2 separate regions of the Homo sapiens genome follow, and region 2 is linked to region 1. A link is a loop called in an ENCODE intact Hi-C map of the cell type or tissue named here. Cell type or tissue: A673. All regions are shown on one strand. Links, peaks and the distances in the headings refer to the core of each region. The heading gives the core; the rest is flanking DNA. Region 1 overlaps RASGRF2 (Ras protein specific guanine nucleotide releasing factor 2). Region 2 overlaps RASGRF2 (Ras protein specific guanine nucleotide releasing factor 2).

Region 1 (5,388 bases), core at 269-5,268:
TGTGCTGACCATTCACCATGTGCCAGGCCTATGCCAAGAGCTTGGCCTGTGAGCCTCACAACAACCTGATGGAGCAGGTACTATCCGGATCTCCATATTCCAGGCAGGGAGCCAGGCTTAGAAAGAGAAATTGCTCAAGATCATGTGTCTGGTAAGTAGCAGAGCCAAGACTGAATCCTATGCAGTTTAAATCCTGAACTGAACCATACACAACACCAGCACTTCACCTAGAAACTGATATTCTTACATTCTTAAAAGAAAGCAAATTCATATTAATATGAGTGGCCTCCTATTCCTATGAATCACTGACATTATCTCGTCATGACTTCTTTTGTGATCAGTTATAATGTTATCTACTGAGCCTTAGACCAAGTTATCACCTCCCTATTTCCACATTGCTAAATGCAGGAAACCTCCTAGCTTTTCAACAGTCCCTCTATTTGAAAGAACTGACCCCACTGTTTACATTAGTCACACAAATGGCATGGGCTTATAAATACAGTCCAGGAAATGAATCAGGCATGTCTAAATTAAATCAGACAATGACAAAATGAAACACTTCAGTACCCTGAAAATAATAAAAAGTACCACTCATATCCCTGCTGTTTCCATCACCACAGGTCTTCACAATGTCATACTGGTAAGTATCATAAGAGCTAAAAACAGATATTGTGACCTGAATTTTTTTTTAATTAAGCACTAAAGGATCAATAAATTTTATTTTATTTTTATTTATTTCTTTACCAAGAGATGTTATGTGTTTATTTATTTATTTTGCCCAGGCTGGAGTGTAATGGCGTGATCTCGACTAACTGCAACCTCCACCTCCCAGGTTCAAGTGATTCTCCTGCCTCAGCCTCCTGAGTAGCTGGGATTACAGGCATGCTCCACCACGCCTGGCTAATTTTGTATTTTTAGTACAGACAGGGTTTCGCCATGTTGGTCAGGCTGGTCTCTAACTCCTGACCTCAGGTGATCCACCTGCCTCGACCTCCCAAAGTGCTGGGATTATAGGCGTGAGCCACTACACCCGGCCAACAAATTTTATTTTTAAGGATTGCTTTTTTTACATCATTTTATCTTTATCTTCTCAGATCTTATGAGAATTAAAATTCTGATTAACTTATTTAATCTAAAGCTGTAAATTATTCTTATATAGGCCTCCCCAACTTTCTGTCTCATTTCTTGCTTTACAGTTTTTTAACAAAGAAAAGAAACACTGTAGTATATTAGTTAAATAAACACAGACCAACTCAAACTTGTTATTTTTTTCCTGCTTTCTCCCTAAAAGTATATTTGAAGCATTTTGTAGTCACTGTAATAAGTTTTAGGAAAAATGATTTGAATCCTTATTTTTCATTAAATCATTAGTTTTTCAAGTGCCAGTAAAAAAATAAAACTGTGAGTCCATGTGCTTTTTGCATCTCTGTTCCACCTACTGATGCCAATATTTTCTGCAACAACAACAACAACAACAAACCTGCTACTGTTTTTTTCTAAATATATACACAATTACATTTTTAACTCCTTGGGCAAAAATGCTAACATATTCCCTTTGGCGGAACCAAATTCATGTATTTATAACTTCTCAATCAGCTAAAATTTAAAAGTTGCACCAATAAAAATGTAATGGATAATTTTAGAATAATGGTTAGATTTTAGAATAAAGGCCAAATGTTATAAAATAATCAAACATTTATCACAGTGCTATGTTGATATTTAACAAATATCATTTCTAGTTTCATTTAAATATCAATAAAATTTTACTATTTACAGTCTTTGTTTAAGGTAAACTAATTTCAGAGAGGAATTTATATTGTGAGTAATTTAACAGAATCATTCCATATCCTTAGTCCTGAAAAATAAAGCTCCCCAAATTATAGATAGATGGGATTTATAACTCAGGTCTTGAAATGTTAATGTACAAATCAAAATCTGCAAACTCCAATATATAACCGCCTAACAAAGGTTTAATATTCAACGGTAGAAAATAGTAGAAGGGTAACAAACTGAATAAACACCACACACACACATACACACACACACACACACACACACAAACATATATCCCTTTCTTGTAGAACAAATAAATAGGTATAAAAATAGAAAGCCACTTTAAACCTGTGAAAAGTAGAATTTAAGACTTGAGCAAATCCATATGGTTGGTCAATCTGACTTATTTCATTACAAAATAATCATAAAGACTAAGTAATTTCATTCCAAAAAATTAAAATTATACTGACTGTGGCATGCATATTTAAGTAGTATTGAAAACTGCAGAAAAAAATCCATTTAAAAATATAATCTGCATTAAACAGACAGCAATATCAGCAATTGTTTTAATGAACCACTGACATTTGCTTGCTAAAACCAGAAACATTTGGTTATCACACATGCTTTAGGTCTTGTCATCATCCAGTGGGAGAAAAATTTCTCTATTTTTTAATTGTCAAAAGAAGGGAAAAATTGTTATAACACTACAAGTATTTTCTACCCCTCGACAATGCGCTTAGTTGTCACTTAATGAAACCCACAGAAAAATAGTTGTTCACAACAATAATGCATTTTTATGTATTAATACATCTGTCACATCAGGGATGGACTTTTCTGTGTTGAATTCTTACACAACAATCTAAATAGTAAGGCTTAGTGTAGCCAAAATTAAAATAACTCAATTTTGCTAATCCATGAGATTTTTTTTTCATTTAACTTTAAAGAGAAGGATAATTACAAAGTTTAAGTAATAAATTATTTTGTTCCCTAAATTATATTTTTTAACATTGTATAAGATTTAGCAAATATCATTATTCCATTTTCCCTTTGTGTTCAGTAAACAAAAGTTGAGTTGGTTATAATTAGACAACGTGAAGTAGTATGAAAATCCACCATCCACACTCTCCATCTCCCACAAATATTTCAGAGTTCGCACGCAGCTCTGCCTAATTCATTCGATGATTAAAATCCTCTGCTTGTGGTCAATTTAGGAAGGCTAAAATGACTAGTAATGAAGTGACAGGAAATCACATAGCCTTTAATCCCTTTAAAATTAAACCAACATGTTTAATTCAGCACAAATGCAAATGTCTACTTCTTTAAACCTCCAGAGCGAAAGAGATATTTTACCCCCCAAAACAAGTGAAATCAGGCTGAAGAGAACATTTACCACCACCAGAAAAATAAGAATCAAGGTGGCTTTTTTGCTATGTGTCTTCTCCTGCTAGTAGGCAAGACAGATACTGCCACTGAAACAGAGCAGACTAACTGGGATGTGTACTTTCACCCTAAATGCAAATATTTTTAAAGGTACCCCATTCCTGAAGTAAATGAATTCCTGAAGTAATGTCATGTAAAACTGCTTGTTTAAAAATAAATCCCGTTTTTCTTTGAACATGTAATGGTCTGCAATCGTATTTCTCAAGAATTACAACTGCCATTTAAATAGTTTTGAAAAGGAAATAAGAATAAACAAAACAGTGATTCACATCCTATACCCCAAGCCCCCATCCATCTAGATTTGCTCAGTGGATTTAAAAACAGTCTTAGTAAGGAACTCTTCAACATAATTTAGTCTTTATATCTTCAACTGGACTTTGATCATCTCCCCAGAAGTCTTTGAGTTTCAGTGTTAGCAATAGGTAATAATAACGATGATGTTAATACTCATCATCTCCAAAAGCTGAAGTTCAAATTAGATGAGGTAAGAGAGGATAACAGCCACCAAGAGCACAGAGCCTACCATGTAGAAGGTACTTGCTAAATACAACTTCCCTTTCTCCTTCACCTGGAACAAAACGGGAGGTTTTCATTTTCCACAAATGGAGCTTAACTAGAAAGAAGTGCCATCGGACACCTTTTTAAGAAAAGGAACAACACTTTTGGAGAAAATAAACCACTTAAAATTGTTTTTAACTGATCTCATTTTGATTATATCACCATTGCTATCCCAAAGAAGTAGTCACTATGGAAGGCTGATAAGAGAGCCTTGCAATCCTCCAAAGACTCATCAAAGTGAAATCTGAGAACACTATGAAAAAAATAGAGCAATGCAAATATTCCTACAATCTAAGCATATTTGGAAAGTGACTTTCTTTTTTCTGCTTAACTGGAAACAATTTAAGTCCAAGTGTAAAAAAAAAAAAAAAACGGATTTTTTTGTTGTTGTCAACCAACTTATTTTGAATTGTTATTTACAGGAAGCAAACCAATGGGTGTTTTCTTCTTGTAACTTACCTAAAAACACAACTAATAAGCATAAAAATCATTGAAGGATATGTGGACTTTAAGCTCCCAAGAATGCTTAGAGGCAGTTTATAGCAATAATTACATCAACTATTGTAACTGTCAAGGGGATTACAATAAATATGTCGCCCTCCAATGTGAGTAATAAGAATGTCTCTGCCTCAGGCAATGATGTTACTATAGGTTTGCACATCTGCTGACCTAACTAATTTATCAGAATGTCCACTTCAATCACCTGCTTGTCCTCGGCTTTTCAGATGCAGTATTTATTACAAACACTGGTAATCTCTGAATCTTGTGAAATGGTCTTTCACATTCTCCACACTGCAAAAAGCTCACCCTGTCTGTCATAACCTTAGAAATAGAAGATGCCATTATTGAAAGGTAATTGGAAACCAACTTAGCCAAATTCTTAATTTTTACATATTAGGAAACAGAGATTTCATTAACAGAAAAAAAGAGAAAAGATTAAGAGATGTGCTTAAAGAAATAACACGGAAACTTGGTGAAGAAAAATGACTCTGCCTCACTAAGTCCTGTTTCAAGCCCTAACCTTCAACTGTGTTGATAGTGTTGAGGGAGATATTGATATGGAAAGCTCCAGAAGCATATAAGGAGAAAGAAGCAAACCTTGGGATGTGCTCATCTCCTCACATCCTCCACAGATCCTTCGTGTCTCAGTGTCTGGATGATCTAAGCACCTCAGCAACATAAATTAGCTGAGAGGTAACCAACTGGATAAACTGTAGATTTAAGGTAGAATGTTTCTCCTTGTTTCTTATTTTCACAGTTTCTTCTTAATTATTCAAACACACCCAGTTGGCAGTGCCAGAGAAAAGCATCAGTGGGCTAAGCTAACCCAACTCACAGCAGCACATCTAATGCAAGACAAAATGTGGAAGGTTTCCCAGCCCAACTCCTAATCCATTCTGGAATGCTTGCTTCTCTACATCTCAGATTTATCTACAAACACCAAAGATTCTAATTTCTAACCTCTTGAAGATGAATAAAATGACTGAGAAATACTCATCATTTGCATGGTCATAAAAAGGGAAAACAATTTTTTCATTAGATGGCCTATTTAGGACAACCATTAGAAAGTGGCATGAAAGTCAAACTATTTGGAAGTTATGTTTCCTTATTAAAGTG
Region 2 (5,388 bases), core at 77-5,076, 140 kb before region 1:
TTTCAGGACCGGCGATCAATGAAGTCCTGAATTTCACCACTTGATTAAAGGATATGCTACAGGGTAGGGTCAGTGACGTTCAGTGAGCCAATTGCTTGCTAAGAATCTGTTGGCTGAGAATCAGTTGTGAATGCCTTTAATTAGCCCTTTCAGCGCTTTGAGGGATTTGAAATTATATATCTATTTTCTTTCGGATAAAAAGGAATCAACTGCTTTCTTAGCTTGCTCTTAGAAACATCCCAGCCCAAAGTATGCTCAGTGCAGATGGAAGTACTTCATCTGCAGGCCTGAAAGAGCATTTTCAATGAGCAGCTTCACCCTGCCAAGGAGCTGACTGGGGTGGCCCGTTAGCTTGAGTTACATTACTGATCTTGAAATGCCCAAGTGCATCTTTTGAGATTCTTGAAAATAACAAGGCTCTTTCTTCCACTCACTATGTGTCCCTCAACCAACTTTATTTTTCTGGTTCTTAATTTGCTCATTCGTAAAAAGATCTGAGAAAATTTTATGAATTCATCACCCTGTCCAGAAGATGGCTGAGCTAGATAATCACTTGTTATCCCATCATTTTCCACCAAAAAATCTCTAATTTCTAAGAAAGTTGAGATCAAGTATTATTAAAAGAAGTCATAGTCTACATACCCTATAAAGGGATATTTTCACCTAATAAGCGTCATGATTTTCACATTCTATTTGTAGTTTTGAGCTTTGCATCTTTTGACTATAATTAGCTTATTTGAAACACTAGGACAAAAAATGTGTTGAAGCCAGCATGAAATTAAAATAAAACTGACTAATTACACCACTTTCCTTCAAAATCGTGATTACATTTTCATTTTAAGTAAAGAAATTAAATATTATGAAATTATTTAGCTTTCTTTTATTACACTGAGTAGAATCTTACTTTATTTCCTAAGAGACACTCAAGAAAAATATAATACATTACTGAAGTCTCCTATGATAACAGCAACTCCTTTTTGGTAAACACTTAAAAAGCAATCTTGAGAGATCAAACCCAAATCATCTATTATAATTGGTAAGTTTTAAAAGGAAGTGAGTGCTTACAAAGTGACGCCCTGTCAGTAAGAAGACACAGTTACAATAAGATAATTTTTTTTCTTTTAACTCTGAGAAACATTGGGATTTTTCTTCATAGTTTATAGATAGGGAAATAGATACATAGGGAGGAATACAAACTTCAGGGAAGAATAGAGCCATCAGAAGGAACAGAGATTGCAAAAATCTCTTTCCTCTGATTGAGGATAATCAGGCTCAATAAGGCTGGGAAAAAATAGTAGTATATACATAAAACTTCACTCTGCCTTGGGAATAAATCTAGTGTACTATAGATATGTTGGATTTAATAGAAAATCTTTACAGTCCAAGATACAGGTTTCTGTCCTAACAGGAGAACAATTCCAGTTCATTAAGTGTCACCTCTGTGCACCCAAAGGCAGAAAAGTCCTGGTCTGTATGTAAGTGGTTACACAAATGAGATTGGACGTAGACACTGGTAAACTGCCACAGTGGGGGACAAAAGATGCATTTGGGTGCCAGCAACAACTGATCAGGCACAAAACTGAAGTCTTCGTTGGTATTTTTTTTTTAAATGGAGTCTTGCACTGTTGTCCAGGCTGAAGTGCAATGGCGTGATCTCGGCTCACTGCAACCTCTGCCTCCTGGGTTCAAGTGATTCTCCTGCCTCAGCCTCCCGAGTAGCTGGGATTACAGGTGTCCGCCATCATGCCCGGCTAACTTTTTGTATTTTTAGTAGAGATGGGGTTTCACCATGTTGGCCAGGATGGCCAGGCTGTTCGCAAACTCCTGAACTCAGGTAATCCACCCGCCTCGGCCTCCGAAGTGCTGGGATTACAGGCGTGAGCCACCGCACCTGGCCTATTATTTTAATTTTTATATGGAACTTGAACATCTTAGGATTTTGTCCTGAGTGAAGACATATGTAACAGTATAAAAAACAATTTTTCTATGCTATGAGTTAATAAACTGTGAATGTGAAAAACCATTTTGATAGTCTCATTTATAATGGAATCATATGAATCACTGCATTCCTGTCAAGAAACATATTCTCAACAAGAAGCAGAATTCTATTGACACAGTATTTTATTCAAGGTTTTACATGTTCCGCCAATTTAATCTTGATTAAAATGTAAAGGAAAGGATTCTCACACTTACTTAATCATATGTGGCACAGTGACTTTGGAATTCTCTTCAAACACTATAGTCATTAAACCATTACATCGTATATTGTCCACACACTGTGAAATAAAAAGTTGACAATTACAACCCACATGAAAGCCTAGGCAGATCATATATTCCCACAATTGTTTATAGCTAAAAGAATCCATTCAATTTCTCTCTCCCTGTCTCTTACACACACACACACACACACACACACACACACACACACACACACACAGAGTAGGTAAATATTATACACTGATGAACAGATTCAGTATTCAGACACCAAAACTGTATCAACTAAATGCCTGACAAATACCTGAGGACAGATACAACAGCTGTACTTCCCCTGAATGTGTTTCCCAAGAATTCTGACCACAATGTCACTTTGTCACAATTCTTTGGCAGCTCCAATGCTATTTGAGAGGTGATTGGGACCTGACCATGATTGCTCTTGCTATATTCATTTTCTGCAACCAGGGGGTGGTGTAGAGTAGTCAGATTGGAAATAGTGGCTTCCTAGGATGGAATTCATCTTCTGTCTCACTAGTAAGCTCTGCCTCTGCTTCTCAGGTATTCTTTGCCAATAAATTCCCACATTTTACTAGTACCTCTGGCAGCCCCTACTGATACTAATGCTGTTTGGTGAAGGGACAGTGTGTAATTTCTCCTGTCTCTGGCATGCTTAAAGCCTTGTATCATCTTTTTCTCTTTTCCAAGAGGAGAGTTCAGGAAGCTGTGCTAATTTTCTCTGCCTTCATTATTTAATCTATGCCTTATCAATTTGCGTTTTCTCTCTGTAATTATTTTGGGTTAGAGAAGAATTTATTTTGACTTATACATATTCCCTTTGAACAAAACAGGAAAATGAAAAAATATAATCAATTTTTAAAATAAAAAATAGCTTCTAGTCGCTATGATACTATATAGTGTTTTGTGGCTATAATTAAATAGTGCAGTGAAGCTGATTGCAACGTGACCTCACATAGGTCCTGAACTCAGGGTCTACCCTAAACACCAATGTTCTAATAAAAGAGTGAATATGCCGGTAAGAAACTTTAGATCACTGGAATTCTGACTATTCAGTCTACTTAGTATTTCAGCCATTTTCATACTTGTTTTTCCTTAAAACTTTGTTTTCCTCATGTCTTATGCCATTATTTCAACTACAAAGCATAAAGGATGCCACTTGTGGCAAGTAAGTAGAATATTTTTAAGCTCCCCTTCAATATATTTCCTTAAGCTACAGCATCTGGAAGTAATTTGGAGTTATATTTTCATATAAATAATTATGATCATCTACCTATAAATTTGGCCATTTTTGCTTATATGTGAATTTATGCTCCACCTTATCCCACGAGTGGATTACAAAAACACATATAATAAGACAGAGTCAAGATAAGTGAGAAAATCAGAGATGATTTAGATAAAGGATGGCAAACAATAAGACGAAGCCTGAAATGGAACCACCACACATACTTTATGTTGAGAGCGCTTGCCAGAAGTGAGCCTCAAAATTAGCAGGGCTGTGGAGTAGTCAACTCAAAGAGGGACTCAGTGTTAGCTACGAAATTCACAGTTTAGTAGAAAGTCAATTAATCCTGGTCTAGGACCAGACAGGACAATTATCTCATGGGTTCTCATCAAGAGAAATATTGAATAATGTAGTGAACAATGTCCTCAACAATATCTTGTTATTATTATTATTTTTTAGAGACACTGTCATTCTGTTGCCTAGGCTGGAATGCAGTGACACAATCATAGCTCACCGTAACCTCAAACTCCTAGGATCAAGTGATCCTCCTACCTCAGCCTCCTGAGTAGCTGGGACTACAGGTGTGTGCTACCACAGTGAGATTTTTTTTTTTTTTTTTTTGTAGAGACAGGTTCGTGCTATGTTATCCAAGCTGGCCTTGAACTCCTGGGCTCAAGCGATCCTCCCATCTTCGCCTCCAAAATGCTGGGATTACAGGTGCGAGCCACTGCACCTGGCCAACAATATCTTTAAATAACTACAAGTTTTGGCAAACTGTTTTGTATAAACAGCTGAAAGTACAATTCCAAACACACAACCCTGTAGTGGACCCCAAAGAATGTGACTCAGAGGCCCATCCTTCCTCTGCTGGTCTGGTTGCAAGCACAGGTTTCACACTTTCTAGAAAAAAGCAGGGGCTGCTCTTCTTCACACTGAAGAAATGCTGCTTCTCTTATCCTAGTTCGTGTAAGTCGTGAGCATCAGGAAGTTGGAAATAGTGTTTTCCCAGAAATCCTGAAACTGCTGCATCCTGTGTGTCCAGTTATGTAGAGTCAGTGTTTCAACCAGCAAGCCAAGCTGCCAGTAAGTGGGATATCCTCTTGTGCCCCAAGAAAGGCCACACTACCTCTCTATGGGAAAGTTCTGTCAGGACCTGATGAAAATACACATCAAGGGCCCTGTTTCAAAGTGGGAACATACATGGAAGAATGAAGAGATGGGGCTGGCTGGTGCACGCATTCATAATGGAGAAGAAAGTAAGAGAGAGGACAGAGAAATCAGTTGGAGGCAGGCTATAGAGAAAGGAGTCTTGAATTTTAATTTTATCCTATAGGCAGATGGGAAGCCACTGAGGGTTTCTAAGCAGCTCACTTACGCTGAAAGATCTAAACTGACCTCATGGTGGTATTCGTTCAATGGAAACGAGGGGAGAATGAATGGAGACCCAAGGGATGATCAGAATAATACTGAATCAGTAAATGAAATGATTCATACCTCCCCTAAGGCAGACTGTGAGAATGAAGAGGAAAGGGTGGACATACATATTTTGAAGAAAGGAATAATAAAAATTGATGAACTACTGAATAAAAGCAAGAGAAAAAAACAAGGTAAAATCAAAGATGGCCATGGTTATAAGGCAATTTTAAATTTTCTGATGCAAATATATTTAAAAGGAAAAAAACATAGCCAAATGTCTTTCGAATCACCCAGAGTTTAAACAAAGTTAGACAGTCTATGTTTTGAATTCTCAAGAGCACCAAGAAGATGCATTGATTACACAGCATTGGGATTTTACTAAATGGCTGTCTTACATCTGCATTTATCAAGTACTTACTATGTGAAGACACTGGGCTAAGTACTGGGAAATGAGGATAAAGAGAAGAAAAGTAATATATGAAAGAGTTTGAAGATGAGTAAGGCAAGTCACTTCAAAT

The links. A loop is a pair of places that touch in the nucleus more often than their neighbours do. Peaks named below come from ENCODE experiments on the same cell type or tissue, not always from the same donor. Only the 100,000 strongest peaks of a DNase experiment are listed, where the experiment ranks them.
Region 2: a loop joins it to region 1, with 3 times the contacts of the local background. A loop is called at or near these places in 24 of 110 quality-filtered maps.

The regions. Positions count from the first base shown.
Region 1 is chr5:80,962,755-80,968,142 of GRCh38, reverse strand. The region is part of intron 1 of RASGRF2 (Ras protein specific guanine nucleotide releasing factor 2); the gene reads right to left. Among named protein-coding and RNA genes, the nearest start is that of RASGRF2-AS1, 4.5 kb to the right of the region's middle. In A673, for the core only: no CTCF peak of the experiment used is centred there; DNase peaks (open chromatin) are centred at 492, 2,992, 3,472 and 4,022; H3K4me3 peaks cover 1,887 bases; H3K27ac peaks cover 1,936 bases.
Region 2 is chr5:81,105,884-81,111,271 of GRCh38, reverse strand. It overlaps RASGRF2 (Ras protein specific guanine nucleotide releasing factor 2), which reads right to left. Exons shown (of 27, transcript NM_006909.3): 13 at 2,194-2,276. Among named protein-coding and RNA genes, the nearest start is that of CKMT2, 120 kb to the left of the region's middle. In A673, for the core only: a CTCF peak has its summit at 2,669; a DNase peak (open chromatin) is centred at 2,671.